2 separate regions of the Homo sapiens genome follow, and region 1 is linked to region 2. The links are chromatin loops, found by intact Hi-C in ENCODE. Cell type or tissue: Calu3. All regions are shown on one strand. Links, peaks and the distances in the headings refer to the core of each region. The heading gives the core; the rest is flanking DNA.

What was found. A loop is a pair of places that touch in the nucleus more often than their neighbours do. Peaks named below come from ENCODE experiments on the same cell type or tissue, not always from the same donor. Only the 100,000 strongest peaks of a DNase experiment are listed, where the experiment ranks them.
Region 1: it touches region 2 in a loop (2.0-fold over the local background); 6 of 110 quality-filtered maps call a loop at or near these places.

What each region holds. Positions count from the first base shown.
Region 1 is chr3:147,351,313-147,358,793 of GRCh38, reverse strand. No RefSeq gene overlaps it. Among named protein-coding and RNA genes, the nearest start is that of ZIC4-AS1, 32 kb to the left of the region's middle. In Calu3, for the core only: no CTCF peak of the experiment used is centred there; a DNase peak (open chromatin) is centred at 3,933.
Region 2 is chr3:147,613,299-147,620,779 of GRCh38, reverse strand. No RefSeq gene overlaps it. Among named protein-coding and RNA genes, the nearest start is that of ZIC1, 210 kb to the right of the region's middle. RefSeq lists a silencer at 6,845-6,894. In Calu3, for the core only: a CTCF peak has its summit at 3,561; no DNase peak of the experiment used is centred there.

The DNA of each region.
Region 1 (7,481 bases), core at 843-5,842, 260 kb after region 2:
CAGCAAGGTTAGCGCACTGGAAGCAATGTGAAGGGGCTGTGGGGAAGGTGAGGCCCGAGTTTCAGGCTACTTTTGTCTGATTCAGACTCTTTCAGAATGACCAGCAAGTTCAACCTGTACCGCAGAGCCAGGACTCACTGGGGAGAAATGACTTTTGCATCCTGGAGTTCTGTGGATAAGCTGAAATTTAAATACAGAGTAGCTAGCAGGCTATGGGGTACTGAAGTGGCTCCTGAGGTGAGACCTTTTACACCTTCCAGACCCTTCCTCGCCCAAATACATGCTTCAGACTCTGTGGCTCCCACTTCATAGGGGTTTTGGGGCACAGTTCTCAGGATTATGGCTAAAGGAGCCAAGTTGGAGGCTTGGACCAGCTGCCTATGGCTGGCCATTTAGGCCCTCATTGAGCCCATAGTCAACAGGGCATTTCACATCCTCAGTGAGCCAAGCTTGAGCAGCTTCAGTGCAGATCTGTGTCCAAGTACAGAGCTGTGGCTAATGGCACCTGCCAAATAGCCACTTGTCTCCTTGCTCTGGAAGATAATTTGTTAGCTGCTCTCCTCTTGGCATTTGCATGAATTCTGTTATTATCTTTTTTTAAGAAAAAAGAAAAAAACTTTTAAGATTTCATTTTGATCTACAAGTCTCTGCCAAACATTGAAGAATGAAACCAGTCATTTGGCTTAGGTGGCTTCTCTCTGATTTGCCTTATGCAGTGAACTCCTAAATTTAGAAAGGTGGGAGATAAAAATCATACCAAAAATTTAAAATGCTATCAGGGTGTTGCTGCTGAAAAAAGTAAATCCACAGATCCCACCTGAATAAGAGAATTGATTCTGACAAAGGTTTCAAAACTCAAGCTCCTGCCCCCTGTGCAAAAATGCTCAAGAGGTCGAATTATTTTTAATTTTTTTAAAAAACAACAGAATAGCCAGGGTGAAGTGAGGGCTAACATTTTGAGTAGCAGACGCTACTAAGTTCCTGCTATTCAAGTGAGAGAAAGTTTTGAGGTCCCAATCCATAGAAACTTCAGTTGTCAAAGCTTAATTAATGTGAAGAATGGATGATTTTCAAGCACTCTGACAGTGGTTCTAATTGCCTGCTTGCTCTTGTGTGTGATTTGCTGCAGGGAGTGGGTTGGGCAACTATGAACCAACTACCTACCAGTAAGTTTATTAAAAAGAAACTCTTGAATGAATGGGGGAGCCTCAGGTTTTGGCCCGCTGGGGAGGGAACTTGGCAAGAGCGTTATTTGTGTCGGTGAGTGTAGAATCCCGTGGGCAGGTTACCTGGGGACCATGGTCCCCCAAACAAGGTTGTGTAGAAGCTTTTCAGCAGCTTTTTCCAGAACATTTATCCGCAAGCTTCGGGGATCTATCCGTCTGTCTACCTCTCTAACTATCTATCGATCGATCTACCTATCATGTATCTATCCATTCATCCATCTACAGCTTGGTGAGACATTTGCCGAGGACAAATCCGATGGCAAATCGTTCCTTAGGCGGTGGTTCCTTAGGCGAAGAATTTAGACCACCGCCGCGGTCTAAACTGGAGCCGCGCCTGGCGGAAAAGACTGGAATTGGAAGCCGCGCCAGACAGCCCAATCTCAAAATTCCAAGCGCTACCCTCGCCCTCTCTGGGTTGGAAGCGGGACTGCCCAGCTTGCTGAGCTCCCCTTTTAGTTGGAAGGGATGTGGGGAAATATTGGATAACTTTGCCATATCTGCAACAAATAAACAGGGTAATTAAAATGACGCAAATGCTGGTGTTGGACTTAGCTGCTTCTATGATCATTAAAGGCAGCGACTTAAAAAAAAAACTCAATTAAGCCTAATGATGGACCTTTACTTCTTGTGAATAGATGGCAAGTAAAACCAATTAGACACATTCATCAGATTCTTTCCACCAAGTTTCTATAGACATTAGGATATGTTCTCAGTACAGCTCAGGAACTCGCACAATATTAACCGCCCAGCGCCGGGGCAGGTGGGGAGGCACGTGGATCTGGGTTAAAGAAATGCAATCCCCTACCCCCCATCCCATCCTAGGAAGCCGATTGCATCGGGGCAAGGCCGGTCCATTCTTGATTCTTCCTAGTGCAGCACCCGTCCCCTTCCCACCCAACTTTTTTTCCAAAAAATCGCTCAAAATTAACGAGTTTTCTGTTTTCTAAATCCCTCTGTGTGGTCAAGAATCCTGGATGTGGGAGTGCTTGGCAAAACCTAACTCTTCTTGGCGCAGAATAGCACCTAGGAAAGGCTGGAATTAAGAACCCAGAGAACGCAAATCGAATAATAGGAAAACAATATTAGTTCTCCCTTTGCATTTTCTTCAAAATTTTCTGCGGAGGCCAGAGTGTTTCCAAGGGGCCCAGATCTGGGGGCTGGGGGTGGGCTAGGAGGAGGAGCCGCAGGGAGAGTCAAATATGCCGAACTCCCCAAACATCAAGCGTTACTAACAACCTGGTATCACCAGGTCAAATGGCCTCAGTGCGAGATGATCTTCCCGAACGGATTTAAGACATTTTTGAGCTGGAGCTCTGACCCAGCCTCCCCGGAGAGCGCAGAAGTTGAACTTCTGGGTCATTTTCCGGTGGCCTAAGCTGTCGCAGTCTTCCTCCAAACTACGAGTTTCATCTATTGGCTTAGGGGCTATAGTTTGAACAAGAACTTTTTTTCCATTGCTCTGGAAGTAACAGGTAGTGCTAGAGCTTTTAAGGAAGAAAGAGATGAATGTATATGCTGGGTTCCCGGTGAGAGGCCACAGCTTTTAAACAACTTGTGAAAGGGCATGAAATTCAGCATCCAAGCAGATCCTAAAATTTAATATTCATCGCCTAACATATTCCCATAACTAATATGTATCTCCGTATTTGGAGTACGTTGATACAGTTTTCATTTTATTTTTGTGTATTAAAAGAGTACATAAAATGATATATAAATATTAAGTGGTATATGCTATTTATAAGAACATACAAATGTATGGCAATAAATATATCAGATGTGTAATGTATATTAGGTGATATGTCCTAGGCTAAATATGTATCTAGAGGTACATATGTATATGTATTTAGAGTGTGTATTTACAATCGATTTTGGACGATGCTGAGTGAAACCTTTTGAGCTCCATCCGTAGCTGACTGAGGCAAAAACAAGCATCTTCTTAATAGTGCCATTTCTAAACCCTTCTCTTGATCATCGCTCTGGCATCGCCTCCACTACCTCCATATAAATAAGAAAATCGTATAAAATAGGTAAACAAACAGAACACTCCAACCTTCTCCCAACCGGGTAAGCCTAACCCTTCACCTCAAAGCTGTTTTTTTGTTTGTTTGCTTGTTTCGTTTTTTCTTTTTTTAGTTTGATTCTGCTCCCAAACTTTCCCGCTGCATGGAGACTTTTTAGGGCCAATCTCCAAATTGGCGGAGATTCTGCGACCCAGCTCCAGACCTGAGCAGAAGGCGTGACTCAGACCTAGTCCTGGCCACCAGGAAATAATGGTAGCTGAATGAGGGGAATAAAAATCAAGGCGAGGGCGACCATTGGGACTGTTAGGCACGTGAGCACAGTCCCGGGAGGATTTTTTTTTTTTTTTTTTTTTTCAGCTAACGGTCTTTGAATGAGAGTCTATGACATCAGGTTGCAGATAAGGAGCGGGTAAGAGAGATAAAAGTTGAAAAGGTTTTGATTTGCAAGAGAACAAACTTTTTGAATTCTCCATGCAGATGGTGCAAATCTGCCTGTAATCATTTTTCAGCTCAACCGGGAGCTGATATCCTAGAGAAGCCCCAAAGTAAATAAGCATCCCTCCCACCCCCCAAAGTCACGCCTTTAAAAGGAACACCGTCTGCCTAATTACGTTTGAATTATGCAAGGAGCTCCGCAGAGGATGGAACTTTAGACAAATAATTGCTCCATTGTGAGCGGCCGGCCCGCCCGGCGCGGCCTCCCTCCCCTTTTCATCACTCGCGCTCGGAAGGCGGCGGGTCTCTCAGCCACCTGAAAACCGCCGTTGGGGGCCGAGCCAGAGACTCCTGCCTAATTAACCTACTTTTCCTCCCAGTGGATGTCAAGATTTTAAGAAAGGGTTGGGGGAGGGAAAAGAGGGACACACAGGGGTTCCCCACAACCCCAAGAGTCGAAACAAAGTTACTTTGCCAAGATTCATAGTTATGACTCGTTTGCACTTCAGGCAAAAAACTTGAGATGTCCCCAGGGAATTGCTTGGAAAAGCTTCCGCTGCTATCGGGGTGCCTTGAGGAGACAGAAAGTTTTGGAAAATTAATGCCATTTGTGTGTTTCAATAGTGTTACAGTAAATCATCGTAATCAAACAGGTTCTCAAAGTTTGGGAATAAATGAGAAAATGTAAAGATCTCTATAATCCTTAAATGAAGAATTAGGTTAATTTTCCAAATGAGGATTCAATTAAATTCATCTCGTATGTAATTTTGTAAGCAGAAAGAAAGAAAGAAAGAAAGAAAGAAAGAAAGAAAGAAAGAAAGAAAGAAAGAAAGCAAGCAAGCTAGGAATTTTAACCAGAGTGTCCTCTCTTACCAGTTTGCTAAGGACCACTCTGCTGATCATCCAGCAACAGTTATTTATGATGTTCTCCTCACAGGTAGATTCCCTATTCAAAATCAAAGAGTTGATTTTGATTTATTTCCATTTGTTTTAATTTGCCTAGGACTGAAATTGTATTTTCAGGATCAGCAGTCATATATTTGGATCATGTTATTGGGAAAAAATGTAATTACCTTCAAACCTCAAGAGTTCATATGCAAGCTGTGTAATAAAATGATTGAAAAACACACTATTGGCTCATTAAGTCTCTTCTTAAATATTTTCTCACATTGATAAAATTCACAATATACTAGCCTTCTATTTAAGTAATTTTGGAAGAAAATACATGGGCTTTGAAATTTACAGGAGCTGAGGGTGAAGTGGATTTAGTATTAGAACAGAAAACTGAAGGTTCTTATAGATTGTTAGAAATATTTTCTATAAAAAATAGATGCGTTGCTATTCAATTAGTTGATCCCCTCCGGCTTAAAAAACTCCACAGGACACTAGCTAAAGGTGTACACAAACATTTCTCCAGAGGGCCTATATATATTTATTTATTCATGGAGCCGAAGGCAACCAGTGTATTAGAAGCAGAGATAGAAATGGGGTGAAGGGCTGGCAAAGGTAAAATGCTTCTGAAGTGAGTTCCTGAGATCAAAGTTCCTAAATGGCATTCTTTCTCCAGGAAAGTTATTTATCAGCACATTTGTTTCAGTGAAAATAGTCAAGATGCTTTGAGTAATGGATTATGAATCCCACAATTAAGTGAACTCTGCGGTTTTCAGTGACGATTTTCCTATACGCACGCATACAGATAATCCCTTGTGTGTATACAGACATATAGACAAACAACATTATACCCCAAAGATATATTATAAATACAAATATGAAAAAAGATTGGAGTGTAGGAAGAACAGGGTAGATATATAGAAACAGAGAAAATGAGGGCCACATAAACTATCAGCTGAGTATGTGATTTTAGAAAGTGTTAATTCTTAAAATCTCACCTGGCTGAAGGCATAGGCAACCTTGGGTAGCCCCTGACAAGGTGCCCAGGACTTGTAAAATCTGCAAAAGGTGAGTACAAGGCTCTATAATATGTGTTTCCTCTAGAGTAAGAATTAAAATGGGAAAAATGGTTCTAATCTCACATTTAATTAACATGTAGGATTTTATAAAAACTGGCAGGAGCTGCTTATATAGTTTGAGTCTATAAAGTAAAACATTTGCATTGATTGCCCATCACTGTCCCCTAAATATCTCTGTATTCCTTTTCCTGTTTACTCAAATCATTCCAAATTCTTAAGAGAAATTGCTGACAATCTTCACCCTGATGAATGTTTTATTCCACCTTTGATCATCATTTATGAAATTAAGATATATTCATCTCAAAGAAAAGCCCTAATTCCTAGAAGTATACTATGTTTTAAATATTTTTTTCTATTGCCATCAGTTAAATACGTCTGAATTGCTTTATGGTCTAATACTTGAACTACTTTCCCTCTTTCCCTATATTATTACAGTTATATATTCAAACAAGTGAGTAAACCGTTATTTGATTATTTATGTAGATGACTTTATAATAAGTAAAAAGACCCATAAAACTAGTTTTTTCCCTACTTCTTAAATATACTTTTTTTTTTTTGCTCAGATATCCTCTTTCTCATGAAGATTTTAAGACTAAATCATAGTACAGTCACTGGCATAAGAATGATGTAGATAATAAAGTTTGCTAAATATGTATGGGCTTTGATTTGTGTTTGGTCAGATTGTAAAAATTGCACATAATTATTTAATTGGTGGACTCAAATAATATTTCAGGCAAGTTTTAGTATCCTGGTATGCTTAGGGAAGAGGATGAGGAGTTAATTATAAATTTTTTCCGCAAAGGAAAAGTTTATCTGTAATTATTTGTTGTTTTAAATATCAACAAATCTTATTTTGTAAATTTGAGTATGTGATCTTAATCAACTAATGTACAAGAAAAAAGTTTTCATCATTTTACATCATAAAGTATGAATATTAATTATATTGAAATAATCTAATAATCTATATGGTTTTTACATATTAGCTTTATATATGTATTTACGTATACCCCCATACACATAGGTATACACACATATCCCAAGATCAAAACAAATTTATAGTAATTTAAAACCTTTTTTATAGGTTGTTTATTTATACAAGAGTAAAGATACCTATAATAACATATTCTTAAAAATTTCTTACTTAACCGAACTAACAAATGATAGAGTATTTGCTAAGGAATAAAATTTATATAATACGCCACATTATCTAATGATGGTATTGTACTTCAAATTTTAGATATTCTGCTATCTTATTATATTTCTGTAAGAGAGTTTCATTTGAGATATTTGTTGAGTTACATGCTTAACGTTAATATTTATTTTAAAACATAGTGTTACATTGCAGCTGCCTGGAAATATGTTTTATAAATTTGTGTTTTTGTAAATGTGGGCAACATTTATTCACAATTACCTCATTTTCAACAACATCTTAACTATTTTCCTGTCCTAATCAACTCAGTAGATCTTTAAAACAACATGATTTTTGGTGTAACACAACTATGAAATAAAAATAGAAACCACCAAGAGCAGTTTATTCTTATTGGCTACAGGGATATATTTATTTCACACTGGATGCATTATATTTTGGAGGTGGAGCTGACACCCTAGAACATGTGCCAAGCTTCAGTGAAATGCTGTGCTGCAAAACTGAGGGCATAGCCGACCCAACTGGGTTCCTGGGAGCAGGGAGCCTTTTATTAGCTGTCCATTTGTTTTTTAGGTGGAGACTTCACCACCTTTTCTAGTCATGATGAATCTGTCAGCGAAACCTCTTCTGTGTAGTCTCTGAAAGAACACTGGATCCCTTTTAGTTCTAGAAGAACTAGTAT
Region 2 (7,481 bases), core at 939-5,938:
TTGATTAATCAATTGCAGAGCTTTCAGTGTAAACACACACAAAAAAACCTTATAAATTCTTTGTTTTCTGTGTTTTCAAAAATATAATAAAATATAATGATTTATAACCATCAAAAATTATACTTTAATGTTGATTGATTAAAGTCTGTTAGCATGAAACTATAGCCATCAGTTTTTTTCTTTGTGTTATATAATTTTAAGATGTATGAGAAATTTGATCAAATAACCAGTAAAAATACATCCATGCATCAGTATTTTTAAGAAGCCAAAAAATGATATTCTATTACGCTGATGAGGCTAGAATTAATTTAAATAACTTTGGGCTTGATTCATGAAAAACAAAAATACTTACACAGTAGGGGGGCATTATTTCTGCATTTTTTTATATGCACAAGTCATGGTCTGCATTCAACTTTCAATTCAAAAAGAAAAGTTGCAGATTTATGTAGGCAGGTTTTTGTGTGAGTGCACAGCTCCAAAGTGAAAAATAAATAAGCCTGGAGAGAACTTAAGCCTTTTAGCAGAGTGTTAAAATGATTGCAGGCTGAACTTCAGGCCCCCAAAAAAATCTCATCCCAATAAATTATTACCAAAATGTTAGCCAGCACCACGTTGTCACACTCAGGCAGCAGGGACATAATGGTGACACAGAAGAAAACTGCCACATAAATCACTTTAAAACAGCCCTTTGCTCCATATAGGGAGAAACTTCCATCCTCAGCTGAATCTCCTCTCCCACATTTTCATCTCTGAGAAAATGGCAACTGTCCAAATCACTAAAAACAATTTAAAAGAAATCCCTGGAGATGTTGCTGCCAAACTTAGTAATAGCCTTTCGTGATTAAGAAAAAAGGAAATAGGTAGTAAGAAAAATTCTTTTTAGAAATATTCTCCCTTTAAAATCTGAATTGATAAAGTAGATCACAGGTCTTAAACTGAACCAAAGAATCAATAAATATTGATTTTTTCTTAATTTGGCTTTCTTAATTCCACTAAGGGAATATATCTTTTATAGAGTATAGAAATATAAAGAAATGGATTCTATAATAAAATAATTTGGCATTGTTAAGGCATTTCAATAGAGGCAAATGCATTTAACTCATGAAAAATGTTCTCAGAATTTTTACATCTATTATTTCCAAAAGCCAATTTTAAGCTTTCAGACCACATTTGCAATTATTCTTTAAATAAACTGTTCAGCAAAAATATATATCTATTAAAATTTTCTATATGAATAAAAATGGACTTTATAATTAATGACCATGAAAAGTCATTCTAATAGTAAAGTAAACCAACATTATTTATATGTTTTAAAAATAAATAAGGCTATATGTGTTTTTAGACATACTTACATATTTGTAGAAATCATGTTGTGTCAAAAATAGAATTAATTGATTTTATTTTAATGTAAAGTATTTTAAAATACTGTCATAGCTCTATTGTTTCTCACATTTTGAAACAAATCATTGTTGTTGCTTCTTTTTGTCCCTTAAACTTTCAGGAAATCTTAGCTATTTCATAGGTGCACCCTATGAAAATTTTTTATATTCAATAAAATCTTGAAAATAAATGGAAAATAAACCTAGACGTTCAAGATAATTTTATTAATCCTGTGGAAACTATTGCATAATAACACAGACAGTATTCAACTTCCCTTGTCAATTTTGAAACTCAGCTATTACTGTTGCTGTCTTAAATTTAGCATCCTTAAAGCTGAAGGGGGGAAAATCAACTTGCAATTTAGACAGTTATCAAATTACCAAAACTAGTGCAGGAACTCTTAATGAGCAAAACCATTAACAATTTTCCGACTGGAGCCCCTGTTCAAATACCTTGGACACCTTGTTAGCACAGAATGAGGTGTTCAATCAAGAGACTGGGAATTGGAAGTACCAGGGCACAGTTTTGAGTGGTGATTACAAGGGCGAGAGGGCGAGTGCCAAAGTAACAGTCTTCTACCCTGCAGGAAGCTGAGAAACCTTCAAGTCTACATTTGTAAATCAGGCCCGATGATTACAGCAGTCACAAGCAAAGAACATATGAAACAATTATTTGCACCATTCTTTCACTGTTTTAATTTGCTCTTAAAATGAACAAGATGATCCCCAGAGTCACTGGCATTTTGTCTTTAGAATTTTAGAGCATGTTCTAGGATTTTTCATGGCACTGTAAGCCAAGGAAAAGACTAAAAGGATAATTTCAAAGAGCATTCCTTTTTTTTTCCTCACAAGCTTTTTTATTGTGCAGCTTTCCTGTAACTTAACATAGACAAAATAGTTTGCAGGAATTTAATTCATTTCAGATATTTTAATTGTTGACTATTTAAAAATAAAATATGTTTGTCACTTATTCGTTTTTAACTTTTGTTTTATTGCCTTTTATTTAAAATGCAGTATCTTAGACATTGAGACTCTTGCATTAAATTCAGCAGGAATAACAGAACATGTTTCCAGTTTTTAACTACTTTAATCTGCTCTTTAACCACTGACAGCTCACAAATAATTTACTAAAAAGTTTTTATTTTAGGTTACAGCATTTACGTTGTCCTTGAAGCTTAATAGTGACACAGTATCAAATGTATTTAAAAGAATATATTTAAGCAAAATATTACTTCTTTAAATAAGCATATTTATCTTAAGTGAAAAAATTGCACTGAAAAAACAAAATTAAACAGAAAACAAAACCTTCCAAATGCAAATACGTGGAATTGATTTTATTGACATTAGGTACATCTTTTTTACGAAGTTGACTATAGACAAATAAAAATTCAGGTGCCATAAAATAAAGTGTTTATAGTTGGAAAAAGGAAACACAAATATATATTTATAATTTTGTTTTATGATACAAAAATCTATTTTTTTAACTTATTAAATATGCACATATTTTTCTCTGAATTGTTTGCAGGATGATGTACTAAATGTTTAGGGGATGGTTTTGCTAATTAGTGACAGACATGAGGATTTATATATAATATTATATTCTATATGTCTGTAATTTTATAAACTTTATTATGAATTAATCGGAAAAAGAATTTTCAAAAGAACTTAAAATTACCAATTAATTTTATTTCATTTTATGAAAGCATATTAAAGGTTAGATTCTAAGTCTGTATTTTCTTCAATAGGTAGATACTGGAAAATAGCATTTTTAAAAGACTTGGAGCACCTCTGAATTTGAAAACATCATAAGGTTCTGTTTATATAAGCAAGGAAGGAAAATAACACAATTTTAACTACTTATAACTGATTTCTGAAAATTTATTAAATAATATAATTAAATTTATTTTTAAGTAGGTTTATATTTTCCTAGAGAGCCTTCTATTTCCTCTTGACTATTATTTTTGTCAGTGTTTTGCTACATGGTACAATATTGAGGTTCCAGAGTTTGATTTTCTATACTAAATCAATGGTTTAAAATACTGTAAACTCATGTGAGAGATTGCCATGTAATTTTGTAATGTATTGCAATCACATAATTTGTCCCCAAACCCACAGTGATTACTGTTAAATGCTCCTTTTCTCAACTAGTAAAATCTTTTTCATGATTTGCTATCCAAATGTAGAGGGCGCTATTGTTCATGTATTTTGAAAGCGTTTCATAAAGGAAAATACATTTAGCTAATAATTTAGTATTTGTTTTCAAAATGTATCTATAAACTCCAATGGAAGTATCAATGTGTTGTCTGAATATAAATTTAAAGTAATTGAAAAAGTGTTTATATAGATCAGTAAAATTGCATTTGCCATTAAAGATTTATGCATTTTTAATTATCCCTGAGCTCTAATTAATCTATAATTAATTTTAAATATTATGATAACCAGATTTTACAGAAGTATTTCAATTTTTCTCTTATTGTAGTTATGTAGAAGAATAGCCTTGTGCATAGGAGATGCGTGCTGCAAAATTTAGGAGTGTCACTACTTTCAAGCGATTTAGGGAAAAGATAAACTTAATGTAGCAAAAAAATGTTGATTTTGAGTGGAGAACAAGCGAATGTTTACTGTACTGTATTTCAACTTTTTTTGTATGTTAAAATTTTTCAAACTAAAAATTTGCAGGAAATATTCTGATTGCTTATCTCATTCTTAGTTTTTATGTTTATTTTGTTCATTATTTTTCTAAGAAAATATATATTTTAAAAATATCTTACTGAGCATGCTAGTTTCTGTATGCTAAATTTTAATGCAGTTTTTAAATATAAAATGTTATCCTAATTATATTTCTGTCATTAATTTCTTGAGGTTGAATGGGGTCAATAATTTTAGACTAAAAATTTATATTTGCTCATATTTTTACAAAATGTTATGTGAGTAAATATTAATCACTTGTAAATATTTTCTCAAGTATCACGAAATCACCTGAGTTCACTTTTGTTTTATGACTTTTGTTTGTTTTATGGTTGCTGTAAAGAGCTTAAAAATGAGTCAACACCCCCCCAAAATTATAGTCATTCTTGTTCTAAACACAAAATTTAGGTAAGATATTGGTATAGTTTACAAAATGAATTTCAAAAATTTAAATATTTGGATGCATCATTGTATCTAAATGCATGGAACAAATGTTACATAAAACTAACCAGTACCTTGCTACTAATAGTACATGCTGTAGAAGAGTTACAATTACAGATTTTAAACACACTAGTTTAGAAAATTCAAACCAGGCACTAAACATTGATTGTATTCTAAGGTAGTTTTCATTCTTAATTCTTCACATTTAATTTAATACTTTGAATAAACCATTTCAAAATGTTTCTTTTCATGTTACTTATATATTTAATACATCTAAATATATTTTATAAATATTGTAAAGTATCTTATTAAGTTTATTATATTAAAGTCTATATATATACTGAATAGACTTAATAAGAAAATTGTCTCTTTAGTTAAATAAAATCTAGTTAAATAAAAATCACATTTAGAATCATCCAGATTATTGATTGAATATTTCTTTTCTATTTACATTATTAGGCACTGCGGAAGCATCAATAGCATCTCTTTTTCTTTTTAATCTAGCTTGCAGAAAGAAAGAGGGAGAGAATGTTAGTGACTAGTGTATGTAAATACGTATTCTATGCATAGCCATGAAACTAACTCACCAGAAAAAAAACACAAATATTGCTTGTGGAAAAGTTTTGAATGTAGCTCAGGCATTACTTTTCACCACTTCAAATTATTTTAAAATCAAAATAAGTATGGCAGAAAGCACAAAAAGAAAAAGCAGCTCTTTAAAATAGCTCATAACTTGCAATTTTAAATAGGATATCTGAAACTTTGTCTGGTTAAACTGTATCTAATCTTGCACAAGCAGGCATTGTCTAATTTTTATGGTATCCATGCACGTTCAAGAAGTTTTCCACCTTAAAAACAAGGGAGTAGAGTTGAGGGGGGTGGGGCCAATCCATAACTGAGTAACAGTTGCCTTTTATGTTTGGCAAGTTCTTTGGGACCAAGATACCCCCCAGCCTGACTGACTAGGAGGCTGAGATGCAGTTCGGCCCTGTCTTTATGTCAAATCACTGCCATCAAAACAATGGCTCATATTACATGAAAATCTTGTGCAAATGAGCCATAATGGGAGTGAATGACAATCTCGTAAGACCATGCAGCAGGGTCCTCCTTTGATGTGAAATACTGTTAATCTTTCTCAAACATAGCCCACTAAGCATACTTGGCAAATCCTATATGAGAAAGTCCTTACAGTACAGATTCGGAGATAAACACGCTGTAAGTGAAAAAGACACTAATATAAAGTTCCATGTTGGTCATAAATTTTCATTTACTTCAGTCATTTTTTGGTTGGGGGTTTGTTTTTATGTTCTTAGTGGTTATCATTTTTGTCTAGTCTTTTGAAGGATATTTATACATCACACTTCCTTATTTTAAAATGCTGGTTACAATGGCATTACGAGTGTTGGATATAAATGTTCAATGGCTGATTTTAAAAGTATTTTTAAAAGGATCTCTAAGGGTTATAATAATTTGAGAATGTTTGAAAATCTTATTTACATAGGCTTTTGTCGTTAATCATAGTGGACTCAGACTGATGGCTTCATATTATTTGTGCCATAATATGAAAGAGAAAGGAGAGAGAGAGACAACTTTCAAGCATGATGTTTTCTATTAGAAAAAAGAATGACTTAGGTGTTTCTATTTTTAAAGTAGTTTAAACAGCCATCTAAATATCTCCCAAAGAGTAATAGATCAGCTTTTGGATCACAAAAGGTATTTTCTTTCACGCTCTAATATCAAAAATCTAACTGTTTTGCTGGATATCCAAATATGTAAGGCCCATGTCTAAAGCAAGCTGAGTCAATCATGGTAATTCAGTGCTGGTAGGAAATATGCCTCTTCAGTTGTGCTCTGCTTTTGAAGTGTTGCCTAAAAATCAGCCTTGGGCTTCAAAGAGAGAGGGATTATAGCCTTTATCCAGCAATTAATATGGCTGGAATTCAGAATGTCAGTGTCTAACCACGATCCTGGCTGGACAGTAGCATAGCAGGAATTCGTTCTTCAAAACTTGGAGTAAATCATAAAAATGAATAAATAGTAAAATGTTATTAATGTGTGGCAGAAAAGAAGAGGGGAAAAAATAAACATTCCACTTCTAATGACCTACCTATGTTTTTGACATGCAGACAAGCCCTCCCAAAAAAGTGATGTCCCCAGACCTCTAACCAGCCTTATCCACCTAGATCGTTTTAATCTCCCACCAACTGCTAGGCAGAAAGAAGTGCTATTAGAGAGAAAGCTATTCCTTTTGCCTTCTAACATAGATCAGATGACAACCTCTCCAAGTCCCTCCTCTCTGTCAGAGTTCAAGGGTTCAAAAACGGTCAGAATGTCAAGCAACAGAAAAGCAGCAGGGTTTTGCAGGAAGAGTTTAAGTACGTTAGATTATGCAGAGTAGTCAGAAGAGACACTGGTGTTAGGTTTCATTTTTCATTCTCAATCTTATTTTAAGTGCCCTTTGACAGTAGCCTACAACAGAGATCCCCTTCTGCTACTGAGAGATTATAGAATGCAAGTCCTTAAAATACTATTTATTTCTACTTAATACTCTGGTATATTTGAGGTTGAATATTAAATAACAAAATGTCCGCACCTTTATAGCAATAGATTATTTGGAATTAATATTTCAACATGATGTGTTTATCTTGGTCTGAAGGCAAAGGAGTGTCATCTCTTCCAGGAATTGTGAACAAAAATTAGGAAAATCTCTCACGAATTTGAGGAAATTCCTCCCTTGGAATAGGTAGGACCCCTCCCCACCATATACCCGGAACCACCAAGCAATCTTGCTTTTTAAAATCTTACACAATTGTTTCTGCATGTTTCTTTACAATTTTTTTTCTACTGACTTGAAAGAAAACCCACATGTAAAGTATTTACAGAAAAGTATCACAGCATCCTGACAGGCTAAGCAATGTGTTTCATTAATAAGCAATGTTTATTGCTCATTATAGAGGTTTTGTGTGGAAGATA